2 separate regions of the Mus musculus genome follow, and region 1 is linked to region 2. The links are chromatin loops, found by intact Hi-C in ENCODE. Cell type or tissue: left cerebral cortex. All regions are shown on one strand. Links, peaks and the distances in the headings refer to the core of each region. The heading gives the core; the rest is flanking DNA.

Region 1 (10,448 bases), core at 1,326-9,325, 68 kb before region 2:
GTTCTTTGTTTTGAGCATCATTTAAAACCTGTTACCTGTTCTCTTTCCTTTTATTTCTAAAATCTCGTCTTATTTTGTTATTTTGGTTTTTTGAGACAGTGTCTCTGTGTAGTCTTGGCTGTCCTAGAACTAGCTCGCTGTGTATACCAGGCTGCCCTATGGCTAACAGAGACCTATCTGCCTCTGCATATGCGTGCTAGGATTTAGGGCAGGTACCACTATACCTAGTCTAATCTTCAAAATCTCATTATTGAACTACCTGGCAAGAAAGACCCAGCCAGGAGAACAAGATTAGACATGGAGGTTATAGAAGATTGACTGAGCCCCGACCTAGTGCTAGAGTAACCCCGGGTACTGAGGAATCACCTGTGTGCTTCCCTGTTCCACCCAAACAGTCTGACTCACCTGCAGTTTTTTAAAGTCAACCGTTAGTGGGTAGTAGCGGTGCACACCTTTAACCCCAGTATTCGGGAGGCAGAAGGAGGTAGATCTTTGAATTCAAGGCCAGCCTGGTCTAAAATGAGTTCCAGGACAGAGAAACCTACATACAGGAATCGTGTCTTAAATAAGTAAATGAATAAATGTATGTGTGTGTGTGTGTGTGTGTGTGTGTGTGTGTGTGTGTGTGTGTGTAAAAATAAGTAAATCAGAGCCAACTCTAACGAGCCCCTGGGGTCACAAAGCACTGACCATGAGAGAGTGGCAGTCCGTGTAAAGGCACTAGGAGCTCACTTTGTGTAAAACATAAAGAAATGCTGCTTCCTCGTCAGTAGAGTGTGAAACTGAAAGGGCAGTTTACTAGGTGCAGTGTCTAGCGGGCGGAGGGAGTGGCGGGAGGAAGAGATGGAGTCCCTAGTAATACCACCCATTTCCTATAGAACACACTACCTATATTTAAAGAGTCCGTAATCTTTAACCAAAGAGCTTCCCTGACAGTTTGATGGTTGAGGGAAGTCTTGTTGACTCCAGCTGAATTCCAAATGGGACACCAGCTGTATTTTTGCCTCTTGTGAGTTCTGTCAGCTTCAGGTCTGTCGGCCTTCATGCAGGGGAACCAAGACTTTCTTTGTTTTTCTTCTAAGCGTGACAGTTAATGCATTTCTAGAAAAGGGCTGTGAAATGGGCTGCTCAGGGCTGTTCTCTTTAGCTTTTACCTCTCTGCCTTAACTTCCAGGTGTAAAATACTAGACAGACATTTGGCAATTCTGGCCAAAAAGCATCTTGAAACCAAGTTTTTGAAGCTGAATGTGGAAAAGGCACCATTCCTCTGTGAGAGACTGCGGATCAAGGTCATCCCCACGCTAGCTCTCTTAAGAGATGGCAAGACGCAAGATTATGTTGTTGGATTCACCGACCTAGGAAATACAGATGACTTCACTACAGAAACTTTAGAATGGAGACTTGGTTGTTCTGATGTTATCAATTACAGGTAACCTTTAGCAAAAACAAACAAACAAACAAAAATAGACTTTTGAAACTATTCCTAGTCAATAGTTTTAGAAATCTTTTTGAATATACTTGTATTTTTGCTTCTGTTTTATTTTTTTCAAAAGATTTATTTATTTATTATATGTAAGTTCACATTAGCTGTCTTCAGACACACCAGAAGAGGGTATCAGATCTCATTACAGATGGTTGTGAGCCACCATGTGGTTGCTGGGATTTGAACTCAGGACCTCTGGAAGAGCAGTCAGTGCTCTTGACCACTGAGCCATCTTTCTAGCCCTTGTTTCTGTTTTTTTAAGACAGGATTTCTCTGTAGTTTTTTTCTGTCCTGGAACTCTCTCTGTAGACCAGGGTAGCCTTAACTCAGAGATCTGCCTGCCTCTGCCTCGTGAGTAGTGGGATTAAAGGGATGCACCATCGCATCAGGCTAGTTAACGTTTATTTTATGAAATTAAGACCTGCTGGCTAAAATGTGGATGGCTTAGGGAAAGAAATTTCTCACTGCATACAGCAATGTGATCTTACAGCAAAACCAAATTTATAGTTAAAGACAGGCTTAGAGGTGACCTAGAAGCTTTCAACCTAAGAAATGTTACTGAAACGAATTTTGGAAGCCCAAAGTGACATTTCAGAATAGAGTACCTTGCTGGAAGGGGTGCATTTTTTTGTTTGTTTATTTCTTTACTTTTTAATGTTAGAGATTCAACCCAGACCCTCTCACAGGCTAGGTAAGTCCTCTGTCCCTAAGCTGTAACCTAAGCCTTACCTTCCCAATTTATGACTGACTTAGGGACTTTTGTGGTGAAATTAGAATTTCCCACACACTAGTACAGGAGGCATTATACTGTGTAGTGTCATGCTTGCAGTGCTGAGGTGACACCCAGGCCCTCACACATGCTAGCTGTGTGCTAACCCTGGAGACTGGAAACCGTGAGGGTTAGGGTAGACACTTTTATGGTAGGTATTTACCTGGCACATAAGTTTAAAATGTGGAAATATGGTAAAGACTATGTAAGAATTTCTTTTGCTAGTTTGTAATTTGATTAAAATTTGAAATTGATCTGGGTGGCACCATAGATCTCATTTGTAATCCAAGCACTTGGGAGGCTGAGGCAGGAGAATTAACATTACTGGCCTGTAGAGTAAAACCCTGTCTCAAAAACAAAAATCAAAAGAAAAAAATGAAAATAATTTCAAAATATAACACTTTGTTGAATAAATATTAACTTAATAATATTAACAAGGAGAAACTGATTCCTATAGTTAGGAATTACTCTTCCTCATTGTTGAATAAATGCTAATTTATGTTAATACTAACAAGGAGAAATTGACCAGAGGGGAAGTAGGGAAAGAAAAGGTGAGATTTTCTGCTTTGAAAGGCACAATTTTCCTGTCTTTTTTTCCTTTCTCTTTTCATTTTTAAGCATTAGGCACAGAACGCAGGTGGTAACTTTCAGTTTGAAGGGGATAAAAGTCACGGACAAAAAAATGGAAGCTGGATTTTAATTGTTTTGGAAATGGGACTGTTTTGCAGGGTTAGGTAAGCAGGGACACAGACCTTTTGCATTTGGAGACTGCACATGGCTGTCTCTGTGTAGCCCTGGCTGTCCTGGAACTCACTCTGTAGACCAGGCTGCCTCGAACTCAGAAATCTGACTGTCTCTGCCTCCCAAGTGCTGGGATTAAAGGCGTGTGCTACCACTGCCTGGTGAATCCTTTCTTTTTGACTCAAACAAAATATAAACTTTAGGAAAGCTTATATAGTTTATTTATACTTTCTCTAGAATTAGCTGTGTTTCTAAGAAGTTGTGCTTCCTTTCAATTAAAAATGATGCTTTTTTCTTTTTTCTGTTTATTGATTAATGTATTTACTGTTTGTTTAGGATAGGCTCTCCCTCTGTAAGCCATATGGTCCTCAAACTCACAGTCCTCCTTTAGCCTCCTCACAGCTGGAATTATAATACTCACACACACACATAACCCTCTGGTCACTTACTTCTCTAGCATCATTGATTTATGCTGATTCCAGGCTGATAATAGTTCATCCCATGAGTCTGTCAATGTGTGTAGAAATGTAAACAGTGAGGTGCCACACAGGAAGAGTCGTGAGTTCAGTCGGAACTCAAACACACAGTGTTGCCTGTCATTGGCATGGATTCAGCACAGGGTCAGTGCGCCCAAGACTTGCTTTTCTCTCTGCCCCAGCATGCAGAGGGCCGGGGTGTCATCTCCATCACCACAAAGATACTTATAATAATGATCATGATAACCAAGAAACTCAAACGTTGATCTAACACAGATAGTATATGAAACTGGTAACTTAATATTATGCTTTTTATAGTCTAGCATCCTGGGTATATTAAATCATAAAGAATAAAATGCTCTTAACCTTTGTTTTACTTTTAGTGGAAATTTAATGGAGCCACCATTTCAGAGCCAAAAGAAATTTGGGACAAACTTTACAAAGCTGGAAAAGAAAACTATCCGAGGAAAGAAATACGATTCCGATTCTGATGATGACTAGACTGTGCTGTACTTTAAAACCTTCCGTCTGTCTGTCTGTCTGTCTGTCTACTTCAGAGTTAAGTGTGTTTTCTAAATTCCTAAATTCCACTGATTTCGGCCCATTGACCATCTGACACTCTTATCCCAGCCTGTACACTGTTTGACCATTTTGTCTGCAGTCATTGTGTATAACTTGAGAGAAACATACTTTAAATTACCTGGGAGGGTCTGAATTCTCTATTTTTGTGATTGATTTTATCATAACGTGATTCTTCTATCTTCAAACCATTCACATGTCTGTTTTTAATCTCCTGAGTTAGAGATAGGAATTTGCCCACTATTGTAAGAGCCAATGAGTGACCATCCACTGGGCACCACATGCACTTCCTTGTCCGTGATCCGCTTCGTGGAATGGGTTTCAGGAACTGTTAAAGACTCACTCATGGTGACTCTGCTGATGATAGCGGCAGGAAACCCAGGGTGTGAGCACATCGCCTTATTTAAATAGTCCTCATTGCACACGCACATTATGAGACCTGCAAAAATATAATTAAACCGTTTTTGAGTGGTAACATAAGGAACTCCATTGGCTGCTCAGTAAAACAACTTTAGCAAAGGTGAAATTTCTAAAAGTGTGAGTCTGGAAACTATGAGATCATATAGCAAACAAAAACATTTTAAAAAAAATATAGGCCATGTGCTTAGCATGAACAGAAATAATCTGATGCCCAGAAATAAATAAGCCTTGGTAAGAAAAGAGTATAGCATCAACTACTGAGATGGCTCAATGGAGAAAGGCACTTACCACAAAACTTGGGGACTGGGCCCACTGGTGGAAGGAAAGAAAAGATTCCTGCAAGATGTCGTTTAACATACACAATACAGGAAATACAAATGAGTTGAACTACAGGGGTCTTGGGGTTTGAGAGCAGTCTAAAACAACACAAAGGGGCTGGAGAGAAGGCTCGGCAGTTAAGAGCACTTGAGATGGCTTCCTGGCACCTACATGGTGGCACACAGCCATCCACTAGCTCCCATTCTAGGACTCTGATGCCTTCTGACCTCCAAGGCCACCAAGCACAGCAGTGCTCAGTGGTGAGGGGTTCCTTCAGGTAAGCCAGGCTGTTCTGGTGAATTGACACACCCACCTTCCAAGAAGCCCACCAGATGTGGGCTTTGACGAGGCTGTTTCCTCCAGACGAGTTTGCAGTAGAGAGGAATCCCATTTGTGTTACTGCGACTGAGAAGGCAGGATCCAGGCACCACCTTGAGAGGGAACTGAGCCACACTTGGAGTCTGAGAATGGAGAACAGCCATCCAACAGACAACCTAGGAGATGGTTATGGAGAGTGGGAGGGCTACGTGCAAGAGACAAGTTAGGGCAGTACAGTGCACAGGGAAAAACCCTGCCCTGGATGCCAGGACCAGATTACATCAAGAATAAACGTGCCTGTAGCCCTACTCCTGAGGTCATCGGGTGGACCGGCTGGTGATGTTATCTAGGTAGCGGTACGGCCACAGATCCTGAAGACTGCAGCACCAGCAGGCAAGCTCCCATAGCTACATTCTTCCAGCAAGACAAAAGCAGAGACAATGTGATGTCTCGGTTGCTCCCACACTCCCAGTGCACTTGGGAGACCACCACAGCAGCCTATCAGCCACTTCTGGGGATCCAGTCCAAGAATGAAAGCCCATAGGCTGCAGAGCTAAGTGCGGCCAGTAGAGGACGCTACTACATAAAGGTGGGAAGCTATTCAAGTGGAGCCAGGTCCTGTGGGAATCTGACACTTGCCAAACAGGGCTTAACCTTAGAAAAGAGCCCTGGTTCAACAGCCTTCACCATCACATCAGCCCCTGAGACTCCCCTTGCCCTTCTTTCTTTGACCTTCTGGCCTACCCTTGTATTTAACTTTTGTTCAACTCATAGCGATTCTTTTATCCTGGTGTTACTCATCTCATCATGAAATACTTCATTTTGGTTATGCATTTTTTTCCACTATCTGGCGGTATTTTTTTCTTTTGTTCCTCTCAACTAGACTTTCAGCAGTATTTAACTTTGTCTTACTGGGGATAGTCTTTACTTTTTTGTTTTAAAAATCTCATGTTTCTATTTTGTTCTTTACTTGAGGGGGAAGGTTGGGACGGGGACTTTCTACATTGCCCTCTGTAGGCCAGGCTGGCCTTGAACTAGAGATCTGCCTCCGGAACTTGTGAACTAAAAGGCAGTGCTGAACTCCCCTTCTTAACATTTATCTAATTTTGAGTTTTAATTTAATTATTTAAAAATCTGGAATTTTTATTATGTATTTTTATGTATTTTTTCTATTCTACTCTCTCTTTTCCCTTCCACGACATTCTTCTCTACCACTTCTCTTTAACTTTTGGTTCATTTACTATTATTTCTCTATTTCCCTTCTTTTTTATCTCATTCATTTGCTAATGCTACATTGACCCTAAATAATTCTTAATTTATAAAATTCTATAGTACATGCTCCCGTTCTCTGTTTGATGGTCACGGGTGGTGTACTAATGGACTTTATTTTAGGTGTATTTCTATCTGTGGCTGTTGCCACTACAGTAGCTCCCTTTCTCAGTACAGGGCAGTAGTAGGGACTGAGCCCCAAGAGCGAGTTGCTTACTAAGATTTGCAAGTAAAACCAGGAGAGAACCAAACCAAAGATGTGCCAATTTTATCAGAGAAACAACAGATGTATGGGGTGTGGGTGCAAGCAAAATAATATGATTATCAAGAATGTAACTTTATATTCATTATTTTTAAAAGGTGGAAGATTTATGTCAGCAGAAAAGGAAGCAGCGTAGAATTAACAGTTTTTATGTTTGTGTACATGTGTGTATATACACATGTGTGCATGTGTAGAGGTCAGAAGACAACTCCACTATGTGAGTTCTTTTTTAATGTATACAAGTACACTGTTGCTCTCTTCAGATACACCCAGAAGAGGGCACCCATTACAGATGGTTGTGAGCCACTATGCGGTTGCTAGGAATTGAAGTCAGGACCTCTGAAAGAGCAGTCAGTATGCTTAACCACTCAGCCATCTCTCCAACCCCCCCCCACTCTGTGAGTTCTAAGGGTTGAACTCAGGTCATCAAGGTTGGCCCAGTGGGTAAAGCTGCATGTTGCCATGCCTGACAACCTGAGTCTGATGCCCTGACCTTCTGCACTGATCAGTAATCTCAGTGTACCCCTAGGATCAGAAGCAGACAGAGGACTCTTCCAGCTAGCTTGCACACACTGGTGAAGAACCCCTTCCTCACACAAGGTAGAAAAGGAAAGGCCAAAACCCAATGGTTGTCCTCTATACTCCAGGCACATACTCACCATGTCCACACAGAAGAACATGCATACACACAAGTTTCCTTAATCCCCCAAGGCCCCGATACCAAAACTGGTTAAGAACACAACAACAAAAGAAGTTACAGGTCACTTCACTTGATGTACATAGAAACGTTCTCCATAAAATGCATACAAAATCATATTGAAGAGATACTAAGATCAAATGTCATAGCGCAGTTGGTTTTGCCTGAGGAAAGGGAGGTTTAAGCAAAAATAAAGTCAATCAATCAATCAATGTTATGCCCCATGGGCCTGAGGAAATGGCTCAGTGGTTAAGAGTGCTCAGAGCTCTTGCAAAGGACTCTGCTCTGGCTCCCAGCACCCACATCAGGTGGCTCACAACCGCCACCTATAACTCTAGTTCCAAGGGATGTGACACCCTATGGAACTTTGAAGACACTTTCACGCATGTGGTAAACTCATACAGCCTCACACACTTACACATGATAAACATTGAAAAAATGCTATCCTACACACACACACACACACACACCCAGCCTTAAAGGAAAAATCACATGATAATCCCCACAAACACTGGAAAGGCCTTTGACAAAGTTCAATTCTAAAGAAGCTAGGAATAAGAGAAGCACAATGTACTGGCTAGTTTTGTGTCAACTTGGCACAGCTGGAGTTATCACAGAGAAAGGAGCTGCAGTGGAGGAAATGCCTCCATGAGATCCAGCTGTAAGGCATTTTCTCAATTAGTGATCAAGGGGGAAAGGCCCCTTGTGGGTGGGGCCATCTCTGGGCTGGTAGTCTTGGTTCTATAAGAGAGCAGGCTGAGCAAGCCAGGGGAAGCAAGCCAGTAAAGAACATCCCTCCATGGCTTCTGCATCAGTTCCTGCTTTCTGACCTGCTTGAGTTCCAGTCCTGACTTCCTTGGTGATGAACAGCAGTATGGAAATGTAAGCTGAATAAACCCTTTCCTCCCCAACTTGCTTCTTGGTCATGATGTTTGTGCAGGAATAGAAACCCTGACTAAGACAAACAATATAATAAAGTGGTGTATGAAAAACTTACAGTTGGCATTATACTAAAGAGGAAAAAAAAGCATTTTCTCAAAAATCAGGAATGAGAAGTGTTTTCCATTCTCACTTATTTAATATAGTCCTTGAATTTTAGCTAAAGCAATAAGAAAAAAAATATAAGGGAGACAAATGGAAAAGTAAGGAGTTGAGTCATCCTTATTTGAAGACATGATCTGATGCTGAAGACTGGGGAACTCTTAAAAAGACATCAAAACAACTTAGAAAAACCCAGCAGTCATTCTGTCTACCAGATAAGAGCTGGCCAGATAAAAGAGTTGAAATCAGTATAAAAACCATAATCATAAAATCTTAGCCAGACAGTGGTGGCACACGCCTTTAATCCCAGCACTTGGGAGGCAGAAGCAGGCAGATTTCTGAGTTCAAGGCCAGCCTGGTCTACAGAATGAGTTCCAGGACAGCCAGGACTACACAGAGAAACCCTGTCTCAAAAACCCAAAATAAAATAAAAATAAAATCTTTTCCAAAGAGAAACCAACAACATGTCAAAATTATAATTGTTTCCTTCACAAAGAGAGAAAAATTGAAGCTCTCATGTGAAAATACAAAAGGCCCCAAAAAGCCAAAGGAAAAAGATCTGTAGGACACACATTACAATTAAACTATGCTACAGAGCCACTGTGATCAAAACAGCTTTGGACTGGCACAAAACAGACATGTAGACCAATAGAATAGAAGACAGACCCAGAAGTAAAAACACACAGCTGTGGCCACCTAATCTTAAATAAAAGTGACAAAAATAAATCATGGGGGAAAACCTCAGCAAAGAATGAGACTAGATTTTTATCTTCCACTAAGCACAAAACCAATTCAAAATTAACGACATTAAGATAAAACCTGAAACAGAAACCACCATAGGAAAACATTAAGGAAACACTTCAAACTACAGGTGCTATCAAGAATTTCCTGGAAACGATGCATAAAAAAGAATCCCAGACGCTGACAAGTGAGATCACAAGAAATTAGTTCTCTCACAACAAAGAAAATGAGTCTCTGAAAGAAAAGGCAGCCTACAGAATGGGAACAGTTGCCAGCTCACCTAACATATCCCTCAAGGGATGTACAGAGTACATAAAGAACCTGACAATTCTTATAATGATAACTACAAATGGCTAAAAGCAGATGAAAAAAACCTTCAACATCTTTAGTTAGCACAAAATGCACACTAAAGCTAATCAGAGATTTCACCTCACCCCTGGCAAAATGGCCATCCTTAAGACTTGCTTTTATTTTTAAGATTAAGATTATGTATAGATACAACAGAAAAGGTGGGTACAATAGAAAGTAACTAAGGGGTTCAACTTTAAAATCTTAAGTATAGAAGTCAAGGAAAGGGATCATCATAAATATTACATGAGTTCCTGAAGAAGAAAACCAAGGAAGAACAATTGCCAAAATGGTTATTCAATGAAACTTTCTGAGATAAAACACTTAAAGCTACATAGCAGAAAAGCACTTCTGTGTATTTGGTGAAACTGAGCCACTATAAAAGCCAGAATTAGAAGTATTCTTTCAAATCTATTAAATAAATAAATAAGAAACGAGAGAGAGAGAGAGAGAGAGAGAGAGAGAGAGAAGAAGAAGAAGAAGAAGAAGAAGAAGAAGAAGAAGAAGAAGAAGAAAAGAAGAAAAGAGAAAAGAAAAGAAGAGAAAAGAAAAAGGAGAACGTGGTGGTTTGAATAGGTTTGGCCTCCATAGACTCATGTTTAAATGCTTGGCCCATAGTCAGTGGCACTATTAGGAGGTGTGGCCCGGTTGGAGAAGGTGTGTGCATCATGGAAGCATACCTTGAGGACTTATATATGCTCAAACTACTCGTCTCTGTGTGTGTGTGTGTGTGTGTGTGTGTGTGTGTGTGTGTGTGTGACATACAGTCTCCTACTGCTGCCTGTGAATCAAGATGTAGAACTCTCAGCTCTTCCAACACCATTTTTGCCTGGATGCTACCATGTTTCCCAACATGATACTAAACTAAACCTCTGAACCTGTAAGCCAGCCCCAGTTAAATGTTCTCCTTTGTAAGTGTTGCCTTGGTCATGGTGTCTCTTCAGAGCAATAAAACCGAAACTAAGACAGCGGCTTTGAAGTGCTAG
Region 2 (10,448 bases), core at 1,631-9,630:
AAGCAAGAGACGGGAGCCTCTCCTCTCAGAACCTTAAAGGCTAGTGGGCAACAAGCAAGCTCCTGGAATGTCCAGTGCTGGAGCTACAGGCACATGTGACCATAACCAGCTTCAAAAATAAAAAATGCGTGCCAGAGATCTAACTTGCTTTTACTCACTGGTCTCTCTCTCCTGGTCCCTTACTCCCCTTTCTACAGGTGGATTTTTGTTTGTTTGAGTTTTTTTTGTTTTGTTTTGTTTTGTTTTGTTTCTAGTTTGAGGCAGTTAGGAGTAAAGCTGTCATAAACGATGATCTTTCCTTAGCCTTTTTGGAGCCCTTCATTTATTCCCCTTGGATAACTAACTAGTTAAGAGTGGAATTCCTGCATCACAGCTGTGAACTGAATCCCCAGGAAAAAGCCCCACTTAATGTTAAACATTCTACAAGGCTTTAATGATTCTATCAGGGAGCCGTCAGATGCTGTTTGAACTCACGGAGAAGCTGGCTTTGGAAGCAAGCCGTCTTTCACTTCAGACCCAAACGTATTTGCGACTAGTGTCCTCCAACTTCTTTCCTGGGCTACTTCTCCCTCACCCTCCCGTCATAGCACACGTCACTCGAGCCAGCCTGAGTCCGTGCTCTCAGGCCACAGTCGCACTTGGTTCAGAATGAACTCGTATGCGTTTAGACACTTTAATCAACAAGGAGAGCTGTTTGCCATAGTTCTGGGGGAAACAGCCTGCACCGGGTTTAAAGACTCCGTCAGCCTGGTGGACTGGTTAGGACTTTGTACTTGTGGGAAGCTGGACACGGGGAAATGAAAATTTAGCTGTCTCACATATTGGTAAAACTATAAAGAACTCCCATTTGCTATTGGCTGAAATTAAAAAGGGCCAAAGCAGCCAGACCCGCACGCATGCGCCCGCCACTTTCCCCACAAACTCTTTTGGACTTCCATCTATTTCCTTTCTGAAAGGTTGGTTCAATATTCGAGTGACAGACAAGTAAAGCCGCCATGAAAACCCTCTTTTACAGATGGTACAGCCGCCTGACCTTTTTTGCAAGGGTTCACCTACGTCAAGCCATGTTTGAAAGCAACTATCTGTTTAAAACTGGCATTCTCAGGGTTTGGGTGAGATCTTTCTAGTGAGATTTTCATGAAAGAGCTCCCCTTGTGCCGAGCCTCCCGCCTGGGACACTAAAGTGTCTTTTGTCACATGTCTTGGACAGCATGCGTCTGTCAGTGCCTGAGCTGAGCAACAAGAGCTTGGCTGTAGTTACCCTTGTTCTGCTGCGGTCCCAGCGGGAGAGCTGCAGAGTCCCAACAATTTGCCCTGCTCCATTTCCTTCGACTCTAAAGGAAGGCTTTTCCTGCCACCTCCTGCCCTATAAAGCAACCCTTAATTCTTCTTCTGGAGCCTGTGGAGGGAAAAAAAAAATCAACAAACAAATGAATAAATCAACAGGAAGCTGAGTCCGAGAACAATTCATCACGGTAATAACTGCCATGTGTAGGTGGCACCTCGGTTTATAACACGGTTCCACGTGTATAATTTATTTTTATCTTCAAAACAAAGTCCCCAGGCATCATTATCATCTGCATTTTACAGAGGGAGAAAATTAAGGCTCAGGGAGGTTCAGGGAGTTGTGAATGGTCATCATTGCTCCTTCCGAGGTCTGTAGCTGGTCTGCACGGACAACAACAGGGCGGACACTGCACTGCTGCTGAGGAAAGAGATACCTGGCTCCTTACAACCCTGAAAGGGACCAACCTAGACTAGCTCAGGACACAAAGGCAGCCCTCCAAGTGTGTTCCGGTGGGCATGACTCGTGACTCTGCTTCTGTGACTTCTGATCAGCTTCTACATTCCGGGACATGATTTGTGTTTGATTTGTTTGTTTCTGAAATAGAGTCTCTCATTTAGCCCAGGTTGGCCTCAAACTTTCTATGTAGCCAAAGACACTCTTGAATTTCTGGTCCTCCTACCTTCGCTTCTTAGATGTCAGAGTTAAAGGCATGTGCCACCTCATGGGACACAAAACCAATGGTATAAACACTCCCATACATACTTCCTTATTTGCTTGAAAGTTCATGGCCTTTAAAAATAGTATTGTCCATGAATAAAGTTTGGTGGAGCTCACACACTGACTAAGATATAGGAAGGCTAGCATAGTGAAGTGGTACATTAAAAAAGCATGGATCAAGACTGTCAGAACATAGACCAGGAATGGAGCTATATGATGAGAATTCTGAGTACTTGTGAGAATACTCCAAGATAGTAGGACAAGAATCTTATGACCTCAATTTATTCAGAAACACAGGATTATTCTTGGAATGTGTTTTTGTGCTCCTTTCCAATTAGGGAACAGGAGTGTGTTTACTTCCGATTACACATTGCTTGCTGATATCATTTAATTAAATGTTTAAATGTGTCCTTTATATGCCTCTATGGGAAAATATGTCCTTGCCACTGTGGCTTATTCTTGTTATTGTATAAAAGTTGAACCCACAAGAACTTTATTTCTGTGGTATTTCAACCTACAGAGAGTAAATTGTCTGATGCTCTGAATAAAGTTCTCTCTCGCATGACAAAAATAAATAAATAAATAAATAAATAAATAAATAAAATAGTATTGTCACATGTGTATATGTGTGTGTGTGTATAGTGTATGATGTATATGTATATACATATGTAATCCTAATATAACCTATTTGGTCTGTCTTAGTCAGGGTTTTTATTCCCGCGCAAAACATGACCAAGAAGCAAGTTGGGGAGGAAAGGATTTATTCAGCTTATACCTACACATTGCTGTTCATCACCAAAGGAAATCAGGACAGGAACTCACACAGGGCAGGAACCTGGAGGCAGAAGCTGACTCAGAAGCCATGGAAGAGTGCTTGCTTCCCCTGCCTTGCTCAGCCTGCTTTCTTATAGAACTCAGGACCACCAGCACAGGGATGGCATCATCCACAATGAGCTGGACCCTCCCTCCTTGATCACTAATTGAGAAAATGCCTTACAGCTGGATCTCATGGAGGCATTTCCTCAAGGGGAGCTCCTTTCTCTGTGATAACTCCAGCTTGTGTCAAGTTGACCCCAAAACCAGCCAGCACAAGGTCTGAATACTGTCACTTGTATGCATGTTTTCAGGGCTGACCATTTGGCAGTGGATAATTGGTGCTCTCTTCCAGGGAAAAGACTATTTCTCCCACACTGAGTGTCCCTTTGCCACCTTTTGTTCTTTGTGTAGGGTTGAGACCGTCCACTTGAGAAGGTCCTAGTTCATTTCATGTTTATGCAGTCATCTCGACAAGACTTTATGGGTGTAGCTTCTGACATTACCAGGAGATGTGATCTTACAATAAACTCTCTGATTCCCTCTGGCTCTTAAGTCTGTCCACCCCCTCTTCCACAGTATTCCCCAGCCTTAAGCATGGGAGTATGTTTATAAATGTATCCACTGGGACTGGGATCCATAAATCTGCACTGCCTGTGGTTTTCTGTAAAGGTCTTTGCATGTCGAGAAGAGGTTTCCTTGATGAGGGGTGGGACAGGTACTTAGAGAGTAGTTAGAGCTTATGTTGGCTTAGTAAAGCGATGGTTCTCCTTCAAGATCCATGACTTCGACTGCCCAGAAAGGCCATCCTTGTTAGGCCTGGCCCTACTTTAGTTCTGAAATCAGATGATGTTGAACGCGTTAGTGCATATCCTGCTTTAAAAAAAAACAACAACAACTCAATTGTGCCTTAAGATGATATCACTTCAAGTCTCTGTCACCCACTGGTGGTACAATTCGATGTGACTAACCTCGGAGAAATGGGGCTTGGGGCTAGGAAGGTGCAAAAGGCAAAGATGTGGTTGGCTTCCACCTGAGCATCACCGCGATGGAGTCTTGGTGCCACAGTGGCTCCTCTAAGTTGTACGCTCTCCACCAGGACTGACGGTTCTGATGATGAAAAACATCCCGACTTTCAACGTAATGTGTTTGTCAGTGTTTCCATTGCTGTGGGAAATTCCAGGCCAAGTCTTGACACATGCATGGCTAAGCATTTGAGAAGCAGTGTTTCTTTCTGCCATGACCTAGACAGTCAGACAGGAAATCTGGGTTTAAGGCTGAGACCGACAATCAAGTCATCAAGTAGCATCTATATATATATACCAGTGGTTCTCAGCCTTCCTAATGCCATGACCCCCATGTTGTGGTGACCCCCAATCATAAAATTATTTTTGTTGCTACTTCACAACTGTAATTTTGCTATTGGTATGAGCCTTAATGTAAAGGTCTGTGATGGTCTTAGGAGACACCTGTGAAGGGGTCACAGCACACAGGTAGATAACCACTGCTCTATACCATCCTTCTCCATATGACAATGGTAAAAAGTGGAGTCCTCAATTTAAATTCTGGTCCTCCACTTTATAAAAGGTCAGTTGCAAGATAGAGGAGGAAATACACTTTGAAAGTTGCCCCCAAACACACGGTGACTTAGCTGTCACGATGGTTTAGATGAGAATTAAAATGTTACCAGTGTTCCCGTGAGCAATGACAAAGACTAAATCACAGACTTAATCTCTGTCAAACCACTCTCTGGACATCCCTTGTTTGGACATCCATCCCTCTTTGGTACGCTAAGTGAGTTTGACTGTAGAGTTTTGCTCAGGGTGCATCCACTCCTGTACAGCCTTCCCACTCCAGACACAGATGAAAAATGAGGCCTGGACCAGTTGGTTGACTGCCATGTGTCACAGCTGAGATGCCTGGACAGAGCAGCTCTTGCCATGCCCCTGCCTCTGATGAGACTGGCAGAGGAATCAGTTTCATGGAAACCGCCTTTATCTTCCCCAGCCTCTTTCTGAGGCTAGTTAGATGCTGGGGCTACTGGAATTCTCACTACTCAGAGCAGCCTTCAAATATATCAAGACTCATCAGAGGCTACCACAGATTGCTGTACTGATGAGTCTTAGGCACGGGCAATTTTGTTTGCATAGCAAGGATGTTGCTTGTGTATTTTCCATTTCTATTTGGGAAAGCCTGAGGGACTAGTGGAGATTGCATTGGGTGCCAAGGTCCCCTCAAGACCCTTCTGGGAATAGTCACTCTTCCTATCCTTGGAAAGTGATGGAGAATTATTCCATGGCTTTCGTTTTTAAATGTCAAAATATTGTTAAGATCCTTATGTGTTAGAAGTTAGCCATCCTCTGGGTCAGGAGGGTATGGGCATTAAAGTCAAGGGGCACAGCACCCCTGTCATGCCCTTGTGAGCATCCTGCCTACTGCTCAAGTCTGATAAATATTAACCAAATCATTGCAAAGGAAACAGAGCCCATCTGATTCAATCTATTCACATTATTCTGTGCCTTAGAACTCAAGCACCATGCACAGAGATAGTGGTGTGACTCTGTATGGCTGGCTTTATCTTGCAGACCACACCCTAGGGCTTCATGCACAGACTGCTGTAACAGCTTCGTTGTGGGGTCATTAGTTGAGAAAGTGATTCTTCTGTCATTGTGGGAAAAGACTGGTAATGGAGTCTCATGGACCTGGGTTCCAATCCGAACTCTGCTTAGTCTCTGTTCCATCTTTGATAAGCCAATTAGCTTTTCTGAGTCCCGGTTTCCTTATCTCTGAAATAATAACATCCACCCACAGAACTACTGAAACATGGAATATTGTAAGTACGTAGGAGTCTGGCATTTGAAGAATGTCCAATAAATTTTCTTCTCCTCCTCCCCCACCCAGAAGTTTGAGCAAAGCAGAATGATTCACCCTTGAAAGCAATAGTTAAGTTGCAGAGGATGTGGACTTTGTGATCCTTACACCGGGAAAGATGCACAGCATCCCTTCTGGAAGTAGGGAGAGAAGCTGAGTGTGCTTCGCATTCAACAGGATTCTGTGAATGCTGGCATTTTCCAGGAGCGTCAAGGGACAGCATGAGCCCCCACCTGGTTTCACCTTTAGATTCTTTCTCTGTCTCTTCTTACTCCCTCCCTGAATGCTCTCATCCTGTTTGTCCTGAAAGCCTCCTGTCGTTTGCCCAACTCGTCCCTGGCCAGCACTCCCGCAGGCCACAAACACAGTGCCTCAGTGTAACCTGTACGGTAACATTGTTGCCAGTAATAACCTCCGTGTTTCTAAAGGCTGCCTCCCGGCTGCTAGTCTTGTGCAAAACCCCTTATTAACGAGCAGCCCTGACTGCAGCGTTGACAGTGGAGATAGAGCAGGCCCTCCGTGACTCATCTCCTTGAGACCCAAGGAATCGGGGCTCTTCCATCACTCAACGCGTCCCAGCTTTGCCTTTCTGGATGCACCCACTTTGCAATACAGCACACAGGGCAGAAGTGTCCTGAGATACAGAGGCCCGTTCCATGTGGGCAACTGACTCCTCCTAGGCTCTGTCATTTTCCTAGGAAGCTGGAATGTCATTTAGCTCAGCACCTTTGTCTTCTGTCCTCTGGTGGACAGAAGAATTATGTGTGGTCTTAAAAACATCTCTGATGTATGGAGAGATCGAGGCTAGACTTCTCCCTCTGCTCTGGGAAATGTGCTTTGCCTAATATAAGAATGTTCTTTTATTTCCCGTGTGTGCCTCTTATAAGTGTGAGGGCGGGGAAAGATACTGTCTACTTGAAGATATATTTATCCCCAACAAAATCCTTTTTTTCCCCTGCTTCCTTAGAAAGTTTTGGAAATGACAGAGCTCAAAAGAGGGCTCAGTCAGTAAAGTGCTGAGCATGTGAACAAGACTCTTGAATTCAGACCCTCAGCACGTATGTAAGATCTCAGCACGTATGTAAGATGCTGGGCACAGCAGCATGCATGCGTACTACTAATGTTTGGGAGGCAGAGTCTACAAGAGTACCCCTGGCCAGCTAGTCTTGCCTAATTAGCGAACTTCAGATTCAGTGGGAGGCCCTGTCTCAGGAAATAATGTAGAAGGTGAAGATTGAGGATACTGATATTGACCTTTGGCCTCCCCCCCCCCCACACACATGTGCATGCACACACAGGAAATAATGGGGCATCAAACACTCAGATTGCTACTCCCTGCCTTTGTGTTTCTTCTCGACAACAGACAGCTACCCTGTTAGAGGTGGACCTGGAGCCAGGAGGCAAGCTAATCTATCACAGTTGAGAGACATGCTGGCATAAGATAGGATGACATCTTTACATGGCAATCCTATGATTCTGGAATGTGGAAATGAGCATTTCAGGTGAATTATCTATTCAGAAGTGTGCTAGCATTTCCTGTTTCTTTCTCCTTTCTAGGCTAATTATCAGCATCTTATACTCAAATTCGGAAGACGTGTGCCTAAGACCATTTTAGGTATTCAGAAACCATCCACCAAATAGATGCCTCCAGTGCAACCTGGGGGGTTCGTTAGATTCATTAATTCATTGTAGTCAATAAACACTTTGAAGTCCTTTTATTAAAGGAGCCACCTAAATCCAAAGTAGCACTATAATCAGGTCTAATGAGGTCAATGCTTTAAAGAGAGGCCCTTTAAATCATATATAAAGCTCCTCTACCAATCATTGGTACAGGACAAAAGTAGACGAGGCAGGTGAGTGTAGGTTCTGGTGATTAAAAGCTTCCTTCTCGGTGGCAAAGGCACACACTGAAGTCTGCTCAGTTGAAGGAAGCCAGAGGCACAGCGAGCCACTGCCTGATGGAGTCTCCAGCTGTCACATCTATGCTATAGGAATGTTATAAAGACCATCTCTGTGTGAAATCTTAATCTACAGGTTGCCACCACTAAAGGCTTCTTCAGAGACTTCTCTGGGAGACTGCAAGAGAGGTGAGTGGTAGCTTTCCTTGCTTGCATCTTGAGAAACATAGACCATGCTTCAGAAAGGAAACCAAGGGAAGAGCCCATCTGGGAAGAGACAGAATACAACCACCCTCTGCTAAGAGGTGATGGTGGATTGAAATCTCCTGGGAGTCACACTGTCAGGGTGTGCTAAAGGCATGCATGCTTCAGGCTGCAGGGGTGCTGTTCAGGAGTCACACTGTGCATGCTAAAGCAGGCACACTAAGGCTAAAGGGGTGCTCAGGAGTCGCACTGTAGGAGGGTGCTAAGGGCAGGCATGCGTGAGGCTGTCGGGATGCTGTCAAGGAGCTGGGAGACAAACGTTATATTGGAAATGATTCTAAGTTTGTCAATGTGTTGTTTGAATGACAGGGACTTCCTGTTAAGAAACCTTCAAGTTTTAAAACTAATCTGTTTCTATTTCAAACCAGAACAGATCCCAAAGGATAAGAGTCACGGCCATGGTGCCCTCGGTGGTGTTCTGGGGACTTATTGCTCTCGTTGGTAAGTAGCGATTTTCCCTGATTCTCAGGGTATCTGCTTTCTAGCAGAGTCAGAAGGCATGATGACTACATGCAACAGAAGAGTGACCGGCTTGACTATTAACCAACTGCTTAGTTGTTTGCTTTGCTTTTGTGTGTGTGTGTGTGTGTGTGTGTAATGTGTATACATATGTGTACAGGTGTATGTATGTGTGTGTCTGTGGGCGCGCGCGCACCAGTGTGAGTGTGTATGCACAGGAGCAAGTACACACAGGGAGATGTCAGAATTGACATCATTCCTCCATCATTACTTCCCTATCCCTAAACAACTGCTCTTTTTTTTTTTTCCCCCAAGACAGGGTTTCTCTGTGTAGCCCTGACTATCCTGGAACTCACTCTATAGACCAGGCTGGCCTCAAACTCACTGATCTGCCTCTGCCTCCTGTGTGCTGGGATTAAAGGTGTGTGCCATCACTGCCCGATCCAACAGCTTGTTTTTAAGAGCATCTTCTGCTTGCTAAGAGCACAAAGGAGATGTTAGTGGGGATGTAAAATAATAAAATACTAATTAGTCTGTGTACTTTCTGACAGTGCACCCATTTGGCTGAATTTCTTTTAAAGAGGGTTATGGAACAGTGCAAGAGTCAAGATGAATGAAAAGAAAATTCTCGATGCCAGGTAGTGGGTGAGAGTCATTGGATGAGTTATATAGATGGGAAATCCATTAGTGTGGGAGTTTAGAAGGAAGAGTTCACATCCTTCTAGGAAGGTCAGACCTGAAAGGCTTTAGTGAGGGCATGAAATGAGGAGATGCAGCCAGGCAGTGGTGGCGCATGCCTTTAATCCCAGCACTTGGGAGGCAGAGGCAGGTGGATTTCTGAGTTCAAGGCCAGCCTGGTCTACAGAGTGAGTTTCAGGACAGCCAGGGCAACACAGAGAGAAATCCTGCCTTGAAAAACAAAACAAAACAAAAAACAAACAGACAGACAGGAAGGAAGGAAGGAAGGAAAGAAGGAAGGAAAGAAGGAAGGAAGGAAAGAAGGAAGGAAGGAAGGAAGAAATGAGGAGATGCCTGCAGAGAGAAGGAATAATTTAGTGGAAAGACTGTGGTGAGATGCAGAGAAGTGTCAGGGATAGAGTGAGCTGGTTGGTGAGGTCAGAACAGAAGATTTCCTTTCAATGTTTTAAAAATTATTTTATTTTATGTGCATGGTGTTTTGCTTGTGTGTATATGTCTGTGCAGCATGTGTGTGCCTGCATAGGGCAGAAGAGGGCATTGGATACCTTAAAACTGCAAGATGGTTCCCAGCTCCCACACAGTGGCTCACAACCGTCTTGTCCTGGTGGTTAATAAAACAGCAAGGGAAGAGGAGGAGGAAGAAGAAGAAGAAGAAGAAGAAGAAGAAGAAGAAGAAGAAGAAGAAGAAGAAGAAGAAGAAGAGGAAGAGGAGGAGGAAGAGGAGGAGGAGGACAGGGAAAAGGAAGAGGGGAAGAAGAGGAGGAAGAGGGAAGGAGGAGAAGGAGGAGAAGGAGGAGAAGGAGGAGAAGGAGGAGAAGGAGAAGGAGAAGGAGAAGGAGAAGGAGAAGGAGAAGGAGAAGGAGAAGGAGAAGGAGGAGAGATAAACCAGGTGTGGTGGCTCGTTTCTGTAATCTCAGCACTCAGAAGGTTGATGCAGAAGAATTACAAGTCTGATATTAGCCTGGTTAGCCAGGTTAGTCTTTGCTATAGAGTGATACTTTTGAGAGAGAGAGAGAGAGTTCCAGTTGTGGATAGATTGGAAAGGAAGTACTTCGAAAGTCTTCTAAATTTGGAGATGGGAGCCCAAGCTAAGAGCAATAATTTGCAGTTACCTGTGATCAAAAGCAGAGCAACATGTTGGTAAATTTTTACTCATTTCTAATTGCCAGTTGGGAGCAGAGTTGTGCAGCCAATGCATTAATTATGAGCCACCGTACTATCTGTGTACAAGTGAGGGAGGGCCAGTTTTTAAAAGACTTGTGTGTTGATGATGTTGACACAAGGAATAGAGGGTCTGTGGTCGATTGCAGGTCCCTTAAAGCAATGGTCCTCAAACACGCATGACAGTCAGCTGAGGATGCCACTGAAGAGCAGGCTCATTGGCCTTAGGGATGACATTCTGACTCAGTAGACCTGGTATGAGGAGCCCAGGGGCAAGC

The links. A loop is a pair of places that touch in the nucleus more often than their neighbours do. Peaks named below come from ENCODE experiments on the same cell type or tissue, not always from the same donor. Only the 100,000 strongest peaks of a DNase experiment are listed, where the experiment ranks them.
Region 1: it touches region 2 in a loop (2.2-fold over the local background); 8 of 42 quality-filtered maps call a loop at or near these places.

What each region holds. Positions count from the first base shown.
Region 1 is chr1:37,981,184-37,991,631 of GRCm38, reverse strand. It overlaps Txndc9 (thioredoxin domain containing 9), which reads left to right. Exons shown (of 5, transcript NM_172054.4): 4 at 1,175-1,429; 5 at 3,853-7,765. The coding sequence ends at 3,970. Among named protein-coding and RNA genes, the nearest start is that of Txndc9, 11 kb to the left of the region's middle. In left cerebral cortex, for the core only: a CTCF peak has its summit at 5,676 (motif pointing right); a DNase peak (open chromatin) is centred at 5,652.
Region 2 is chr1:37,913,564-37,924,011 of GRCm38, reverse strand. Lyg2 (lysozyme G-like 2) reads left to right here and starts at 7,519. Exons shown (of 6, transcript NM_001033427.3): 1 at 7,519-7,776; 2 at 8,220-8,292. The coding sequence starts at 8,250. In left cerebral cortex, for the core only: no CTCF peak of the experiment used is centred there; a DNase peak (open chromatin) is centred at 5,689.